Regions from separate parts of the Homo sapiens genome. Here region 1 is linked to region 2. A link is a loop called in an ENCODE intact Hi-C map of the cell type or tissue named here. Cell type or tissue: left ventricle myocardium inferior. All regions are shown on one strand. Links, peaks and the distances in the headings refer to the core of each region. The heading gives the core; the rest is flanking DNA. Region 1 has its middle 55 kb from the start of CLDN18. Region 2 has its middle 51 kb from the start of IL20RB-AS1.

The links. Hi-C counts contacts between places; a loop is a spot of excess contacts. Peaks named below come from ENCODE experiments on the same cell type or tissue, not always from the same donor. Only the 100,000 strongest peaks of a DNase experiment are listed, where the experiment ranks them.
Region 1: a loop joins it to region 2, with 4 times the contacts of the local background. A loop is called at or near these places in 43 of 110 quality-filtered maps.

The regions. Positions count from the first base shown.
Region 1 is chr3:137,952,506-137,957,887 of GRCh38, forward strand. No RefSeq gene overlaps it. Among named protein-coding and RNA genes, the nearest start is that of CLDN18, 55 kb to the right of the region's middle. In left ventricle myocardium inferior, for the core only: no CTCF peak of the experiment used is centred there; no DNase peak of the experiment used is centred there; H3K27me3 peaks cover 674 bases.
Region 2 is chr3:137,030,500-137,035,881 of GRCh38, forward strand. No RefSeq gene overlaps it. Among named protein-coding and RNA genes, the nearest start is that of IL20RB-AS1, 51 kb to the left of the region's middle. RefSeq lists enhancers at 1,881-2,747, 2,230-2,299. In left ventricle myocardium inferior, for the core only: CTCF peaks have their summits at 2,106 (motif pointing right) and 2,314; a DNase peak (open chromatin) is centred at 2,112; H3K4me3 peaks cover 976 bases; H3K27me3 peaks cover 1,680 bases.

The DNA.
Region 1 (5,382 bases), core at 175-5,174, 920 kb after region 2:
ATGTTTGTCGGCTGCATAAATATCTTCTTTTGAGAAGTGTCTGTTTATGTCATTTGTCCACTTTTTAATGGGTTTTTTCTTATAAATTTGTTTAAATTTCTTGTAGACTCTGGATATTAGACCTTTGTCAGATGGTCAGATTGCAAAAATTTTCTCCCTTTCGATAGGTTGCCTGTTCACTCTGATGATAGTTTCTTTTGCTGTGCAGAAGCTCTTTAGTTTAATTAGATCCCATTTGTCAATTTTTGCTTTGGTCAATTGCTTTTGGTGTTTTTGTTATGAGATCTGTGCCTGTGTCTATGTCCTGAATGGTATTGCCTAGATTTTCTTCTAGGGTTTCTATAGTTTTGGGTTTTACATTTAAATCTTTAGTCCATCTTGAGTTAATTTTTGTATAAGGTGTAAGGAAGTGGTCCAGTTTCAATTTTCTGCATATGGCTAGCCAAGTATCCCAGCAGCATTTAATTAATAGGGAATCCTTTCCCTATTGCTTGTTTTTGTCAGGTTTATCAAAGATCAGATTGTCGTAGATATGCCATCTTATTTCTCAGCTCTCTATTCTTCTGTTCCATTGGCCTATATGTCTGTTTTGGTACCAGTATCATGCTGTTTTTGTTACTGTAGCCTTGTAGTATAGTTTGAAGTCAGGTAGTATGATGCCTCCAGCTTTATTCTTTTTGCTTAGGATTGCCTTGGCTATATAGGCCATTTTTTGATTCCACATGATTTTTTAGATAGTTTTTTTTTAATTCTGTGAAGAATGTCAATGGTAGTTTAATGGGAATAGCATTGAATCTATACATTACTTTAAGCAGTATAGCCATTTTCACGATATTGATTCTTCCTATCCAGGAACATTGAATGTTTTTCCATTTGTTTGCATCCCATCTGATTTCCTTGCGCAGTGGTTTGTAGTTCTCCTTGAAAAGTTTCTTTACTTCCCTGTACTCCTAGGTATTTTATTCTCTTTGTAACGATTATGAATGGGAGTTCATTTATAATTTAGTTCTATGCTTGTCTGTTGTTGGTGTATAGGAATATAGGTGTATATCTTGTGATTTTCGCACATTGATTTTGTATCATTCGACTTTGTTGAAATTGCTTATCAGTTTAAGAAGCTTTGGGGCTGAGACGATGGGGCTTTCTAGATATAGGATTGTGTCATCTGCAAACAAAGACAATTGACTTCCTCTCTTCCTCTTTGAATACCCTTTATTTCTTTCTCTTTCCTGATTGCCCTGGCCAGAACTTCCAATACTATGTTGAATAGGAGTGGTGAGAGAGGGCATCCTTGTCTTGTGCCAGTTTTCAAGGGGAATGCTTCCAGCTGTTGCCCATTCAGTATGATGTTGCCTGTAGTTTGTCATAAATGGCTTATTATTTTGAGGTATGTTGCTTCAATATCTAGTTTACTGAGAGTTTTAAACCTGAACAGATGTTGAATTTTATTGAAGGCCTTTACTGCTTCTATTGAGATAATCATGTGGTTTTTGTCTTTAGTTCTGTTTCTGTGATGAATCATATTAATTGATGTGTATATGTTGAACCAATCTTGCATCCTGAGGATGAAGCCAGCTTGATCATGGTGGATAAGCTTTTTGATGTGCTGGTCGATTCAGTTTGCCAGTATTTTATTGGGGATTTTTGCATTGATATTAATCAGGGATATTGGCCAGAAGTTTTCTTTTTTTGTTGTATCTCCACCAGGTTTTGGTATCAGGATGATGCTGGCCTCATAAAATGAGTTAGGGAGGAGTCCCTCCTTTTCAATTGTTTGAATAGTTTCAGAATAAATCGTATCAGCTCCTCTTTGTATCTCTGGTAGAATTCAGCTATAAATCAATCTGGCCCTGGGCTTTTTTTTGGTAGGTAGGCTATTTATTACTGCCTCAATTTCAGAACTCATTATTGGTCTATTCAGGGATTCAACAACTTCTTGTTTCAGTCTTGGGAGAGTGTATACATCCAGGAATTTATTCATTTCTTCTAGATTTTCTAGATTATTTGCATAGAAGTGTTTATAGTATTCTATGATGGTTGTTTGTATTTCTGTGGGTCAGTGATGATATCCCCTTTATCATTTCTAATTGTGTTTATTTGATTCTTTTCTCTTTTCTTCTTTATTAGTCTAACTACTGGTCTATCTATTTTATTAATTTTTTTCAAAAAACCAGCCCCTGGATTCATTGATTTTTTGAAGGGTTTTCATGTCTTTATCTCCTTCAGTTCTGCTCTGATCTTGGTTATTTCTTGTCCTCTGCTAGCTTTGGGGTTTGTTTGCTCTTCATTCTATAGTTCTTTTAGTTATGATGTCAGGATGTCGATTTGAGATCTTTCTAGTTTTTTGATGTGGGCATTTAGTGCTATAAATTTCCCTCTTAACACTGCTTTAGCTGCATTCCAGATATTCTGATACATTGTCTCTTTGTTCTCATTAGTTTCAAAGAACTTCTTGACTTCTGCCTTAATTTTATTATTTCCCAGGAGTTATTCAGGAGCAGGTTGCTCAATTTCCATGTGGTTGTGCGGTTTTGAGTGAGTTTCTTAATTTTGAGTTCTAATTTGATTGTGCTGTAATCTGAGAGACTGTTTGTTATTATTTCAGTTCTTCTGCATTTTCTGAGGAGTGTTTTACTTCAATTATATGATCAATTTCAGACTAAGTGCCATGTGACACCAAGAAGAATGTATATTATGTTGTTTTTCTGTGGAAAGTTCTGTAGATATCTATCAGGTCCACTTGGTCCAGAGCTGAGTTCATGTCCTGTATATCTTTGTTAATTTTCTGTCTCAATGATCTGTCTAATATTGACAGTGGGGTGTTAAAGTCTCCTACTATTATTGTGTGGGAGTCTAAGTTTCTTTGTAAGTCTCTAAGAATTTGCTTTATGAATCTGGGTGCTCCTGTATTGTGTGCATATATATTTAGGATAGCTAAATGCCCCAATTAAAAGACACAGAATGGTAGGCTGGATAAAGAGTCAAGACCCATCAATGTGCTGTATTCAACAGACCCATCTCATGTGCAAAGATACACACAGGCTCAAAATAAAGGGATGGAGGAAAATTTAGCAAGCAAATGGAAAACAGAAAAAAGCAGAGGTTGCAGTCCTAGTCTCTGACAAAACAGACTTTAAACCAACAAAGATCAAAAAAGACAAAGAAAGACATTCCATAATGGTAAAGGGTTCAATTCAACAAGATGTTTAAGACTAATAGAAACAAAAAGGAGCACAACATAATAATAAAAGGCATATTCAAACAACATCCATATATAGAGGGGGAAAAAAAAGAGAGAAACAGAGACATAAAGAGAATAAGAGCTGCAAATATGCACCCAACGACATGGGCTCTGAGGCAGATTTTGTTTTCCAAACCAGTAAGATGCAGCAGCAGTAATACTAGGAAACTTCCAAGGGGCAAGGTCAGAAGAAACCTTACAACCTCTGCCTTGGTCTCTTGGAATTCTTCCCCTCCAGATACACCCTCTGGGGTGCTCCTTCAGAAGGCAGCTGCCACGTTGTGAGAAGGCCAAGACCTTGGTGAGGGGGGTGGCGTGTGGAGGTGCCCTGGACATCAGATTCAGCCTTTGAATCTCTCCAGGTAAGGTCCTAGACATGCAAGACATGCAAGTGAAGAAGTCTCCAGATGGTTCCAGTGTCCACCCACTAAGAACACCTCTAGCAATTTGCATCTTCCCAACTGAAGCCCCACACACGGTGGAGCAGAAAGAAACCATTTCTGCTGTTCTCTGCTCAAATTCTTGACTCAGAATCCATGAGCGTAACAAAAGTGGTGGTTGTGTTATGCCACACAGATATGCTACCTAGATAACCAGAACAGACTTAAGAAATAAAATGAAAACCAACTACATAGGCTCAATAAGCATAAAAAGTTATGAAATTGCAAACAAAGTTAAAGAATCTACAATCACACCTGGAAATGTTAACACAGCTCTATCAAAAACAATAGATCGAGCAAATTAAAATATTATAAGAATAAAGAAAAACAAAATTAGCAAGTTGATCTAATCAATATAAAGAAGGATTTTGAACCCACAAAATAAATAATACATATTTTTTCACAGATTTAAATGCAACATTTCCTTTAAAAATTTTTTTTAACTTGGCATTGACCTTATATTAGATAACAAAGGAAGTCTCAAGTAATTTCAAAATCAATGCAATGAATTGATTTAAATAAATGATTATTTATAATTTATATTGTATTTATATATAATATATTATATATAATTATATATTATATTATATAATATAATATATAATTATATATTATATATTATATAATTATATAATATAATATATAATTATATATTATATAATTGATATTATATAATTTGTATTATAATTTATATTGTATTTATATTATAATTTATTTATATTAAATAAATAAATAATGATTTTAATAAAATAAAATCAATGCAATGAAGATAATTTTTGATATAATACAATTAAATCAGAAATGAACAATCAGTTGATAACATTTAAAATATATAATATTAAAATATGTAAAGTGCGCATATATACAAATGCATCACTAAATTTATTGTTTAAAGAGGAAATTCAAGACGGAAATGAAAAAACTGTTTAGAACTAAACAACAATAAAAGTACTACCTGGAAAACTAGTAGGATACAGCTGAATTACTACTGAGAGGTTAATTTAAAACCTTAGATGTATTTTTTTAATTACAGGAAAATTCAAATATACACAAAAGTAGAGAAGGGAGTCTGATGAGCCTTTATGTACCTATCATCCAGCTTCAACCATTATCAGCATTTGATCATCCTGGAATATTTCGAAGCAAAATATATCATACATTTCATCTATAAATACTTTAGTATATATCTCTAAAAGATATGCATCTCTCTTTTTTAACCAAACAGCAATTCTATCATTGCAACTAAAACAACTAAAAATAATTCCTTTATAATTTTTATACAGTTTGTTTGAATCAGGATTCCAAACAAGCTCTGGTTATTGTATTTGGCTTGTATGTCTTTTACGTATCCTTCAATCTATAGATTTTACTCCCTTTTGTTTTTGTTTTTTTTCTCCTTGCTAATTATTTGTTGAAAAAGCCTGCTGTTCCTCATGTGGAATTTCCCACGGTCTGGATTTTACTGGTTCCATCCCCATGGGGTCATTTAACATGTTCCTTGGTTTCCAGTGCTTCCTATACACTGTTATTTAGATGCTGAAATCTGATTCAATAAAGTTTTAAATTTTTGGCTAGAATATTTCATAGGTGGTAGCGTGTACTTCCCAAGGCATCAAATCAGGAGGCTTTAGCAGACATTAAGGATTATTGCCTACCTTCGTATATTCGTTGAGGACTGCAAAGGGATGGCATCCTAAACAT
Region 2 (5,382 bases), core at 220-5,219:
TACCCAAATAATTCCTTCTGAACACTACCATGACTCAGAGGGAACAGAAAAAAAAGATCCAGCCTCAGTGAGGCTGTGAGCCCATGTCACACCTGATCACATTCCCATCAAGGGAAACACCTGGCTCTGAGTGTCTCCTCCCTTATTTTGGGCCCAGGGTAGCAGAGTGGAGGACATGTGATTGGAGTCTCCACAAATTTCTACTGCTTCCTTCTTTCTCCATTAAAGTTATTAAGCTGGACTTTTCTTCCATTAAATTAAAAAAAAAGAAAGAAAGAAAGAAAGAAAGAAAGAAAAGACTTTCTGCTGCTTCTGGTCCTCAGGCAGCTTCAGATGATCACAAGACACTTGTTATTTAGGGCTCAGACACATGGCACAGCACACGGCAGGCACTTATTTCAGGATTTCCCAAGCACTGGAACCTGGCTCCATGACTGGGGCCCTGCTGACTCCAGTCTTCTAGAAGAGGCAATGATGGGGACAGGGTGACGAGTGTGGAGACAGCAGTGCCTCATCTCCTGGGACATACTCTACTTGCTGTTCTGTGGCACAGCTTTCACAGGCTATGATTGCAAGAAGAGGAGGGGAAATAAGGTGTTGTTAATCTCCCAACCTCTAATATTTTTTTTTTCTTGAGACAGGGTCTTGATATGTCAGGCTGCAGGCTGAAGTATAGTGGCACAATCACGGCCCTCTTCAGCCTTGACCTCCCAGCTCAGCCTCCAGGTAGCTGGGACTACAGGTGCGCGCCACCATGCCTGTCTAATTTTTAAATTTATTGTAGAGGTGGGATCTCACTATATTGCCCAGGCTGGTCTCAAACTCCTGGGCTCAAGCAATCCTTCCACCTTAGCCTTCCAAAGTGCTGGGATTACAGATGTGAGCCATTGCATCCATCCTTAACCTCTAATCTTTAGACTAATTAAATCCATTTCCAAAAAAATACATGTTTATTGTAAAAACAATGTAAGCAATATGGAAAGATGTAAAACCAAAAGCTTCTCCCTTCTTTCTCTTGGTCTTATGCCCTGGGTGTGAACTCTGTTAATATTTGGTTTGTGTCCTTCACATCCTCTGTCTCTCATAGCTGGGATAATATGTGAGGTTTCACCAGTTATGGTCCTCCCATCCCACACTCCCTTTTCTCTGGATTCCTCCTCCAACCACCATTTGGGGAAGTAGATGCAAGATATCCATTGGTTATGGAAGCTGTCACAGTGGAATCAGTGAAGAATATGCCAAATTCTTGAGTTTTAAGATAAAAGTTCTCAACCCAGATATAAGATAGAAAAAAAACTGAGCAAACTGTATATTGGCTCAATCAGTTTTTTTCCCCCTCTTCCCAACCCCAGATTAGATAAAGCTGAGTTGAGGGAAGAGGTGAAATGGGGAGGAAGTAATGAGAAAAGCAGTCATGGTCTCCAAGAAGGGATATCCCTGTGTCCTCCTCTGGCGATTAGATGTAAAGAAGTATTGGAGGGTATTATCGAATTCTCCAGATAGAGTTTGGGGACTCAGGTGCAGAAGTGTCAGCGACAAACTTCCACTTGGAGGTCTGGGGAGCAGACACCTCTCCCTGAGACTGAGATATGAGGTAGATCTCTAAGCCTAGGAGCCAGGGTAAGAAAAAGAACACTTGTTAATTAACTAAACTTACATATAAAATGCCTGAATTTACCCGGAAATGACCATGACTAATTTTCTGCCATTATGAGGATTGGAGATTCCAAATAAAGGTAAAACTGTATAATGGAACAATAAAAAAGTTATATTATGTACACCCTACACTGCTTGAAAAATTTGTGCATCTATATATTTTGTATATCTATGCTATCTATTCCTCTTTTCCTTTTCTTCATGACCTGGCTTTATCCTGAGATGGATGAAAGAGCTATGATTTCAATTTCTCCTTCTCTTTGCTAAGTTAATATATTTGAACACGAATTGTTGGTTTGTCTATCACCAAAGAGCTGGTGAAAACAAAAATTTGTTTCCCACTCCGTCCTCTTCCCGGATACTTGGAGACAGCAGCGTCAGTGGCATTGTTTGGCGTCTCTGAACGCGGCTTTGGCAGAGCCCTCCGGAGCCAGCTGTAGTTCCCGGAGACGCCACTAGGTGACAATGTAGGTCTTGGTTGGTCAACTGCAGGCTACGGTTGATTTGGTTGGGTCCCAGCGGAGCCTTAGCGTCCTCTCCGGCAAAATAACAAATGTCCGTCGTGCAGGGCACTTTCTTCGGGAAGGACTCCTGGGAGCTCAGGAGTTTGCATACGAAGCCGAGGGAGCGAGGGGCTTCTGATAATGATATTCAGCGTCGAACAGAGTCGCTCATATGCAGAGCCGGAGTCTCTCCCAGCTTTGATATATGAGATTATTATGGAGAGTAATGCAGGCCGAGTGATGCTTGCTCGGCAGGCTGTGGATGTGGATTCCTATGTGGATTGCGAGGCCGGGCGCAACAGGGATGTCGCTTCCTAGGGACAAAGAGGGGTGAGGGGAGAGACGGCCAGGAACCAAGGACTGTCATAGGAGTGCCAGGCATCTCTGTCTGTTCTCAGCAACAATGGATTGGTCCTTTTCCCGGAGGTACAAGGGAGGCCAGTGGATGGGTGGATTAGCATTTGTCCCGAGTCCTGTAGTGGAAGGCAGTGCTCCCCCAGGCAGAGCCAACCCTTGGTGAGATGGCCATAGGGCTGCTACTCTGGACCCCTTATATGGAGGAGCTCTTCACTCCAGGGCTTTACAAAGTTGACCAAAGAGGAAAGGAAGACTGGGCGGGCACCGGAATGAGATCTCAGTGGAGGGTCCTCTGTTGGCAGTTGGGGGTGGTGCTGGTAGACACCCTAGAGAGGGTTGTTAACAGAATAGCCTTTCCTGTCTTCCTAGAGGTTCTGCCAAACTCTCCCACTGCTCATTCTAGTTTAGACTGGAACGTTGTTTTGTTTTTGTTTTAAGATTTTTTTTTTTGAAACACACCGTCAGTTTGGAATAAAAATTCTATCCTCTTGGTTTAGTGTTTCTACTCACTTGCATGAGTCCCGACGAGCTTCTACTACCAGGGTCATGAGAATCGCCCCTCAAAGCACTGTTCTGCCATGACAGAGGATTTACCTCTGGGCACCAAGCTGTGATCACTGCCAGCGCATCCCTGTCAAAGTCTGGTCCTGGACAGATAGATGCTTGCCCTCTGCAGTGAGAATTCTCACGCTCTCATTAAAGTTATTGACTCAGTTGATTCTCACTTGCTCAGCTGTTACCCTCAGAACCAGGCACAGGCTCTAGCCAAGGGCCCTGCCAGGTCCAGTTCTTCCCTCACAAACCCTCAGGTCCCAGACCTCAGATATTTGGTTAGAGCTTGGGTCCACACCCTCAATTAGGCTTTCCTGCCCACAGACCTGTCTGCCCTGACAACTTTCTTGGCCCCAAGTCTGGATGTTAGACCCTTTGCTCCCAGAAGACTCCAGCTCCTACCGCAAACTGTCCAACCCTTTTCCAGGTTCTGCAGATGTAGGGGCCTCAGGCAGGAGCATGCCTTCACAGCACCACAAAATCCTGTTACACTCCTCCAGGGCATCAGCAATAAGGTATTAAACGCCTTATATCCCTGGGGGCCTTAACATCCTCTGCCACTATGTGTATATGTAAAAATAATATAGGCCAGGTGTGGTGGCTCATGCCTGTAATCCCAGCTCTTTGGGAGGCCAAGGCGGGAGGATTGCCTGAGGTCAGGAGTTTGAGACCAGCCTGGCCAACATGGCGAAAACCCATCTCTACTAAAAATACAGAAATTAGCCGGGCGTAATGGCACACACCTGTAGTCCCAGCTACTCGAGCGGCTGAGGCGGGAGAATCCCTTGAACCGGGGAGGTGGAGGTTGCAGTGAGCCCAGATCGTGCTACTGCACTCCAGCCTGGGTGACATAGCGAGACTCCATCTCTTAAAAAAAAAAAAAAAAGCCTTAATTTGCATAACTAATAAGGTTTCCCCAAGGACTCTAAGGTGACTTGCTATCCTTAGCCAATGGACTAAGAGGCAGCCAGTGTAATTTGATTTTGGACTCCTTTTGTATCTAGTTATTTTGATTTTTGACAATTAGCTCATTATCTTTGTATTTGCAGATGTTCAAAGTAAAATCTCTAAATATCGACTCTTATTGATTGTTATGGGCTCAGTAGGCAGTCATGTCTGTTTTTTGTTTTGAGACAGAGTCTCACTCTGTTGCCCAGGCTGGAGTGCAGTGGCATGATCTCAGCTCACTGCAACCTCTGCCTCCCAAGCTCAGGTGATTCTCTTGCCTCAGGCTTCTGAGTGGCTGGGATTACAGGCATGTGCCACCATGCCTGGCTAATTTTTGTATTTTTAGTAGAGATGGGGTTTCACCATGCTGGCCAGGCTGGTCTCAAACTCCTGACCTCAGGTGATCCTCCCACCTCAGTCTCCCAAAGTGCTGGGATTACAGGTGTGAGCCACTGCGCACGACCCATCGTGTTGGTTTTTGAATGAAGGAGTGTGGCGTTGCTGGCGTGAGTGCTCTGTAGAAGACTGATTGCCAGTGTGGAGGGATGGGAGGGTGGAGGGGCTGCATGGCCTGTGCTTATTCTCCCTCTGGCTCTCCGGCTCTATCTCCTCTCATTTTCTCACCCTCTCTCATTCCCTGGCCTCTCCTTCCTGAGCCTGAGCCCTCAGCCTGTTTCTGGGGTCTTGATGTTGGGTCCCTTGCCCTGCCCCGTGTTCTTTGCCGCTACAATCTATAATGAATGGTGCACTTAAAACAACGTTAGGGTAGGAGAGGCTTCTTTCTGGGTCTGGGGCAAAACGCAGGCCTGATGGCACTGTCTGTGTGATACCACTCAATGTGCCTCCAGGCTCTAGCAGCTGAGGGCAAGGAAGAGGGTGTGTGAGGGGGGCATCGGGTTCCTGATTTAACTATTTTGTGCCCATTGTCATGTAGAAGGCAACATACATATGATTCACTGATTGGCAGACAGGCAGTTGGGGGATGGGATCAGCAGAAGGCGGGGGGATTAGGGAAGGCTGGAAATACATGAATGATGGGCCAGAGAGAATTCTGGAGGTCTGGCTCAAGCTCTGGGAAATGGCCAAGACTCTTTCCTAGCGTTCAGTCCTGTCCAGGACCCATTAACTGACACCCCCTGTGAAGGGTCTGAAGTCCAGAAGTGGAAAACATGCCAGTCATTAGGGTGAAAGCACAGTGAAGCCAGGAGAGGGGCGCACAGCAAGGTGCGAGATCCAGGGGGATCTGAGAGCAGCACCCACCTGAGTCCTCCCTCAGCCTTAGTGCATGTGGTTTGAAACTGGAGCTGTCAGAGTGCACCCTCTTGAGGCACATGATGGTACAGAACCCAGCCAGCCCTGATGGAGG